Regions from separate parts of the Homo sapiens genome. Here region 1 is linked to region 2. Evidence: chromatin loops called from intact Hi-C (ENCODE). Cell type or tissue: heart right ventricle. All regions are shown on one strand. Links, peaks and the distances in the headings refer to the core of each region. The heading gives the core; the rest is flanking DNA. Region 1 has its middle 6.6 kb from the start of KBTBD13. Region 2 has its middle 3.7 kb from the start of MTFMT.

Region 1 (2,837 bases), core at 1-2,500, 50 kb before region 2:
CAACATCACACAGCTGGCAAGTGGAGCTGGAATATGGACCCAGGTCCCCTGGATGCCATCCTGCTGTGTCATGAGCGATAAGCACAGACTGCTGGAACACAGTCCATTCACCAAAACTGTGCCTTCCAAACAGTAAGGGTGTCAATAATGGGTGGAGGGGAAAGTGTGAAGAGGAACCAGGGCAAGGAACTTGGAAGGTGAGGATTGCGTATGCTGGTCTAGAAGCTCTTATTTCACTCTCAGGACAACCCTCCTGGAATTATCATCTCCGGTTAGAGTTGAGACACCTTCATTCATTTCAGCAACTTTAAGGAATTTACCCATGGTCAAACAGAAGTCCCTGTCAGAGCCAGCATTTGACTGCAAAATCAGCTGGCAGGCAGGCAGCACTGTCCCTCTGCAGAGTGGCACCTACAAAGTCCTCAGTCCCTCGTTTCCACCGCAACCCAGTGCTAGCTCCCTCTCTGAGCACCTGAAATTACCTTTGCTAATCAGGACTTTGCAGTTAGGCGTATTTTTGTAAGACTCCTGTTAGAATGAAAATATGTTACCTGGAAAGAGAAGCATGTTGGGCGAATGGTTTCTGACCTCCTATAGAGTTGGCAAAATTGTGTGTGTGTACGCATGAGTGTGTGATCTGAAGGGCCCAGGTGCCCAAATACCATTAGAGACTAACTCCTTTGTCTCCATCTGCTGAATCTGCGTGCTGAATGGGGTGTGTGTGTAGAGGAACTTTCCTAGAAAAAATAAGGATGGAAGCCTGGAATCAGGGAGGGCAGCCTGATGATGGGTCACCATGGGGAAGCTCTTTCATGAGTGCCCTGGAAGGCAGCACAGGAAATAACATGTTAGGATGGGAGGAGGATTCCAGAGAAGCAGGCTTTAGGTTGGGTGGTCCACTTGCATTGCTTTGTCTCCAGGAAAGTTGCTTTCCCCTAACCTGCGACCTGGCTTTCCTTCCCTGTGAAGAGAGGGGTGGAACTAGAGGCTTATACCCTGCTCCAAGACCCTGCAGCCCAACAAAAGGCCCATTTTCCCTTTGTTAGTTACTCGAATGCCAGAGAGAAGGGCTCCCTCTTTTCATGCTTCCCCAGTCCAGCTGGGGCAGAATCATGAGGGCTGCAGAGGACGCTGCTGGGACAAGACCTCCTCTAGGGGGGTCCTGTATCCCATGCCTATTACTGGCCTGCTGGGGCCAGCCTGTCTTCTGACAGCTGTGTCTCCCACCAGCACAGTTAATTTGCTGCCGTTCCTGGGATGTGACAGCAACTTGAAGCAAAGCAATTAGGATGAAAAAGAGGCCCCAGCTCCTTGAGGCCAAAGGAAAATAAACAGAGCAGCCCTGTGTGTATTCCGCCGCCAAGAGGAGCCATTCTTCAAGGGATGATTAGCATTTCTAATCCCAGCTTCCTCCCTTCCCTTGAAAGAAAAGTGACCGGTGAGCGGCTGCTCTTTTCAGATCCCACTCTTCCCAAGGTGGACTGCAAACTTGACAGCTCGTCACCTCCACAGAAAAGTCTTCCCTGGCCACCTGCCACAGCCCTGCCAGAAATGATACTCCTGTCCTCTGAAATCTGAGAGCCTTTCTCTGTACCTTTCCTATGGAGTTTCCTTGATTGACTGATCAATTCATTAATGCATTCTTTCAACAAACATCCGTTGAGTGCCATTCATTCATTCAACAAATATTTCTTAAGTCCCTACTAAATAAATCATCTCTTAAGCTGCCTACTACGTTCTAGTCATTTTTCTGGGTCCTGATGAGAGAGCAGTGAACAAAACAGAAAAAACCCTCTGCCTTCGTGGAGCTCAAATTTTAGTAGGAGAAAACCAACAGCAAACAAGTGAAAAGATAGCATGGAAGATGATGCTAAAAGCTATGCAGAAAAATAAAACAGGAAAAGGGAGGAGAACATGTAGAGAAGGGGGAGGTAGATTTTAAGTAGGGAGGTTAGGAGAGTCTGTAGGATCGAAGTGACATCTGAGCCAAGACCTGCAGGAAGTGGGGTGGGGCTGAGGCAGTGCGCAGGCAGAGGGACACCAGCCACACACCCTGAGCCCGGAGTGTGCCTGGTGCGTCTGAGGAGCAATGAGGCCAGAGAGGAGTGGGAGGAGATGAAGTCAGGGAGGAAACAGGGTGGGAGAGTCTGAAAGGACTTTGCCTTTCAGAGGGGGCGCACCAGGCTCTGACTGGCATTTTGTTGAACTAGGATGGCTCTGGCTGCCCTGTGAGCACACTGAAGGGAAGCCAGCAAGGAAGCAGGTCCTTGGTGGACAGGGGTGGGGCAGCTTCTCTGCCTCTGCCAGGCGGGCTATATAAACCACATAGGATGATTTCAGGGAGAGGAAGGCTTGGGGTGCAGGACATCTGGAGTCAGGGGCAAGGAGAACGTTTGTGGAAGACTGGAGAGAACTCCAGAGAGTTGGGCTGCAGGGCTGCCACCAGGTTCAGGAAAATGATCCCTGCAGCTTTAAGCTGTGTGAGTGTAGGCCTCTCAGAAAGGACGGACTTCTCAGAGTAAACCTCTGGGCTGGGACAGAGAGATTTCAAATCCAGCCCTCTGAGCTCAGTAACTCCTAAGTGTTTCTGTAATTTGCCCAGCTGCACCTGGTTTGTGCCCCCCACACCTTCATGCAATAGTCAAGCCGAGATGCCGGGGAATGAGAGGCTGAGAATCCCAAGTCCTGAGTTCAAGTCCCTGCTCTTCCACTTAACTGCCTGTGTGACTCTGGGTGAGCCAGCCATTCTGGCTTTCTGCTGGTTTCCTCACAGGCACCCCAGGCACAGTCACCATCCCTGCTGAGGGTGGTGGGCAGTGGTGACACATGCTGACTGT
Region 2 (2,911 bases), core at 120-2,619:
GGCAACATGGCAAAACCCTGTCTCTACAAAAAAAAATTAGCTGGGCATGGTGGCGCGTGCCTATAGTTGGAAGGCTGAGGCGGGCGGATCACCTGAGCCTGGGAGGTCGAGGCTGCAGTGAACCGAGATCACGTCCCGGCACTTTACCCTGGGTGACAGAGCAAGACTCTGTCTCAAAAAAAAAAAAAAAAAAAAAAAAAGTGCCTGGTACAGCCCCTTCAGCCCCTACCCCCAAGGCTGTAAATTTTATTTTGATATTTCTTCCAGAAGCCAAGATCTCTGACTTATATACAAGGGCCTTTAGGCCAAGTGTGAGGAGCAAGCAGAAAGCACCTGTTAATGATAAGACTGGGTAGCTCTGGTTTAATTTATTACAGAGTCAGCTACATCAGATTGGAGGCAAGTAGGATTCCCACAGGAGAGCAGGATATAAGCAAATGAGCCTTTCTATAACTGTTACATAAGGACTGAGATGATCATTATCCCCCACAGAGGGATGTATTATAGACCTGAAGGTTTTGGCAAATCTCCAGAGAATGATAATCTATATTGTAAAATGTAAAGAGGATACCACAAGCATCTCCAACCAACCAAATTATTACACTTCTAGGAAAAATTTTCTTAGAAGTGTATTTATTGATAGCCCTTACATACAAACAGAAATATGCTACCACCCCACACAGGATACATGATATATATTCACAATAACAATCTATACAAAACTTCCTTGGGGTAGCTTCAGCCTCTCTTTCCCATATTCTGAACCTGGTAAATAAAGGAAGCATGCTAGTGAGCAGCTGATTAGAAACTATGGAGCTAATCAATTGCATGCAATCGCTCTTCTTTGAGTCCCACGTGAGGGTAAAGGGTGAGGAAGCAAGGCTGTGGTGCTATCTAGTGGCTGTCTAGGAAGTAGCAAAGGCGGTTTTGTTTAAAAAAGGATTTCTGTTTTATCACTCCATATGTGGAGCCTGATTTCAGAGAACAGCATCAAAAAGTGTTTTCCGATATAAACATAGGTGTCCAAGAACAAGAACTGGCCACAGCTGTAGCTATTTTACTAACTAGTCTTTCCTCCTGTTAACAACATACAGCTTTGTTAACACTGTCTAGCATTTTTGCTGGGGGTAAAGGGCTGGGAACTAAAGTTTTTAATATTTGATCTCTTTAAGTGTACTTTGAAATATTCTCTTGGTTTTCTAGGATGCCCCTCAGCAGCAATGAGGAAACGTCCATATTGTTAGGCTGCTTCTCCTACCTGTGGTATATCTGGCTTCGCTTCCTGGGGTTCCTGATACCCCTTAGATGTCCCTTAACCTCTCCAGTCTCTCTCCTTATCAAGGAGAGTCCTGTGGACCCACACTGCTGTGTGTGGCCTTTCATCCCCGGCCCTGATTTACAGAGAGGCTGGACAGGTTAGGGAGTGACATCTACTGGACCACACAGGGCAGTAACAACACAGAGGGCAGATTCTGTCAGAGGTACTGGAGCAAACGGACTATCCGTCACGCTCAGTGACGGGACAGGCTGGTGGGCAGCACCTCCTTGCGGGCATCTGATACAACCACAGGCAGGCGATGGCAGTACATGGAGTGGCTCGCTAGGAACTGCATCTCAAAAGGCTTCACTGGACTGTGCCCCTGAGGTCAGTTCCTGCCCCTGGCACTGGGCTGACACCTATGTGTGGCAGTCCTTCCCCTGGTCAAATGTGGCATTGCCTCCTAGGCCACAAGCAGGGGTTCTTGTGGACTTAGGCGTTGGCCACCTTACTAACTGGAGTTCTGTTCTGTGGTAGTTATCCTCACCCTGCAGAAATACCCATATAGTCATGGAGTGGGGTGAGATGACGGGAACAGGAAGTGGAAATGCTTGTTGCCTCTTCCCATTCCCAGATCAGCTCTCCCAGCCCCTAGTCATGGAGGCCACTCCTGCATTCCAGTTTTCTACTAAACGTCTCCATTTGCTTGTCTCATCACTTCAGTTTCAAAGCATTCAAGGGTGAAATGTCATGTTGACCACCAAGTGGGTTATTTCCCTACGTCAATGACACTGCTATTGTCTTGTCACCCAGACTCAGAACCTGGAGTAATTTCATTGATTCAGCATCCGCACACACTCTATTCATCAAGAAAGATAAATTTCTGAAAACAGGAGCACCAACTGAATTAGCATTATCTGGGTTCCAATCCCCTTGTATGTGCTTTCTGGGTGTCTTAATTTATTATGTAAAACTCCTTGCCATTCGGGGCTGGAGTCCTCATCTTCTCTGTGTGCTTTATGATAGTTCCAGTGGTGGATTTATCTGGTCTTGAAAGTAGACACCCCTCGTCCTCTACAACATACTCTTAACTCACTACCAAGAGTTTCAGAAATATTTTCATTTTTACATCCTGGGAAAACCTCAGCCATTACAGTAACACCATGTTCCTTTAAAAAAAAAAAAAGAAGTTTGCTGCAAATCAATTTTAAAAAGAAGTTTGTGTTTGTTAACTAGAAATTTAGATGCCAGTGATAGGAGGCGGATCTGTGGAGGAAAGAAAACGATTGGAATTAGCCCCTCAACCTGAGCAGTCGCTCTGTAGTCATCAAAGGACTCTGGGAATGGTGCAAAACAACCCTAGGGGGCAGGGTTATCTGGGAGAACTCGGGCTGCTGAAAATTAAAGGTAGCATAAAGCAGGCTCTCTAACTCAAGAGCTTAAAACCCACTAGGGAAGAAATGGCATAAACACAGGTACCAAGGTTTACACTTTAGGCAGCAGCCAAATTCTAAGGTGAAAACCAGTTGACTATTTGCATTGTATTTCTAGGTCATGTTGTATGGGAAAAGACCAGTCTTCGAATATTAGAATCACATTCTGCTCACCCTAAGAGAGGATACTGGAACAGAACTTGATCAAGGGAATAGAGGG

What was found. A loop is a pair of places that touch in the nucleus more often than their neighbours do. Peaks named below come from ENCODE experiments on the same cell type or tissue, not always from the same donor. Only the 100,000 strongest peaks of a DNase experiment are listed, where the experiment ranks them.
Region 1: it touches region 2 in a loop (3-fold over the local background); 53 of 110 quality-filtered maps call a loop at or near these places.

The regions. Positions count from the first base shown.
Region 1 is chr15:65,081,933-65,084,769 of GRCh38, reverse strand. No RefSeq gene overlaps it. Among named protein-coding and RNA genes, the nearest start is that of KBTBD13, 6.6 kb to the right of the region's middle. In heart right ventricle, for the core only: a CTCF peak has its summit at 1,363; no DNase peak of the experiment used is centred there; H3K27ac peaks cover 1,736 bases.
Region 2 is chr15:65,031,850-65,034,760 of GRCh38, reverse strand. No RefSeq gene overlaps it. Among named protein-coding and RNA genes, the nearest start is that of MTFMT, 3.7 kb to the right of the region's middle. RefSeq lists an enhancer at 1,356-1,435. In heart right ventricle, for the core only: CTCF peaks have their summits at 684, 889 (motif pointing left) and 1,558; a DNase peak (open chromatin) is centred at 1,545.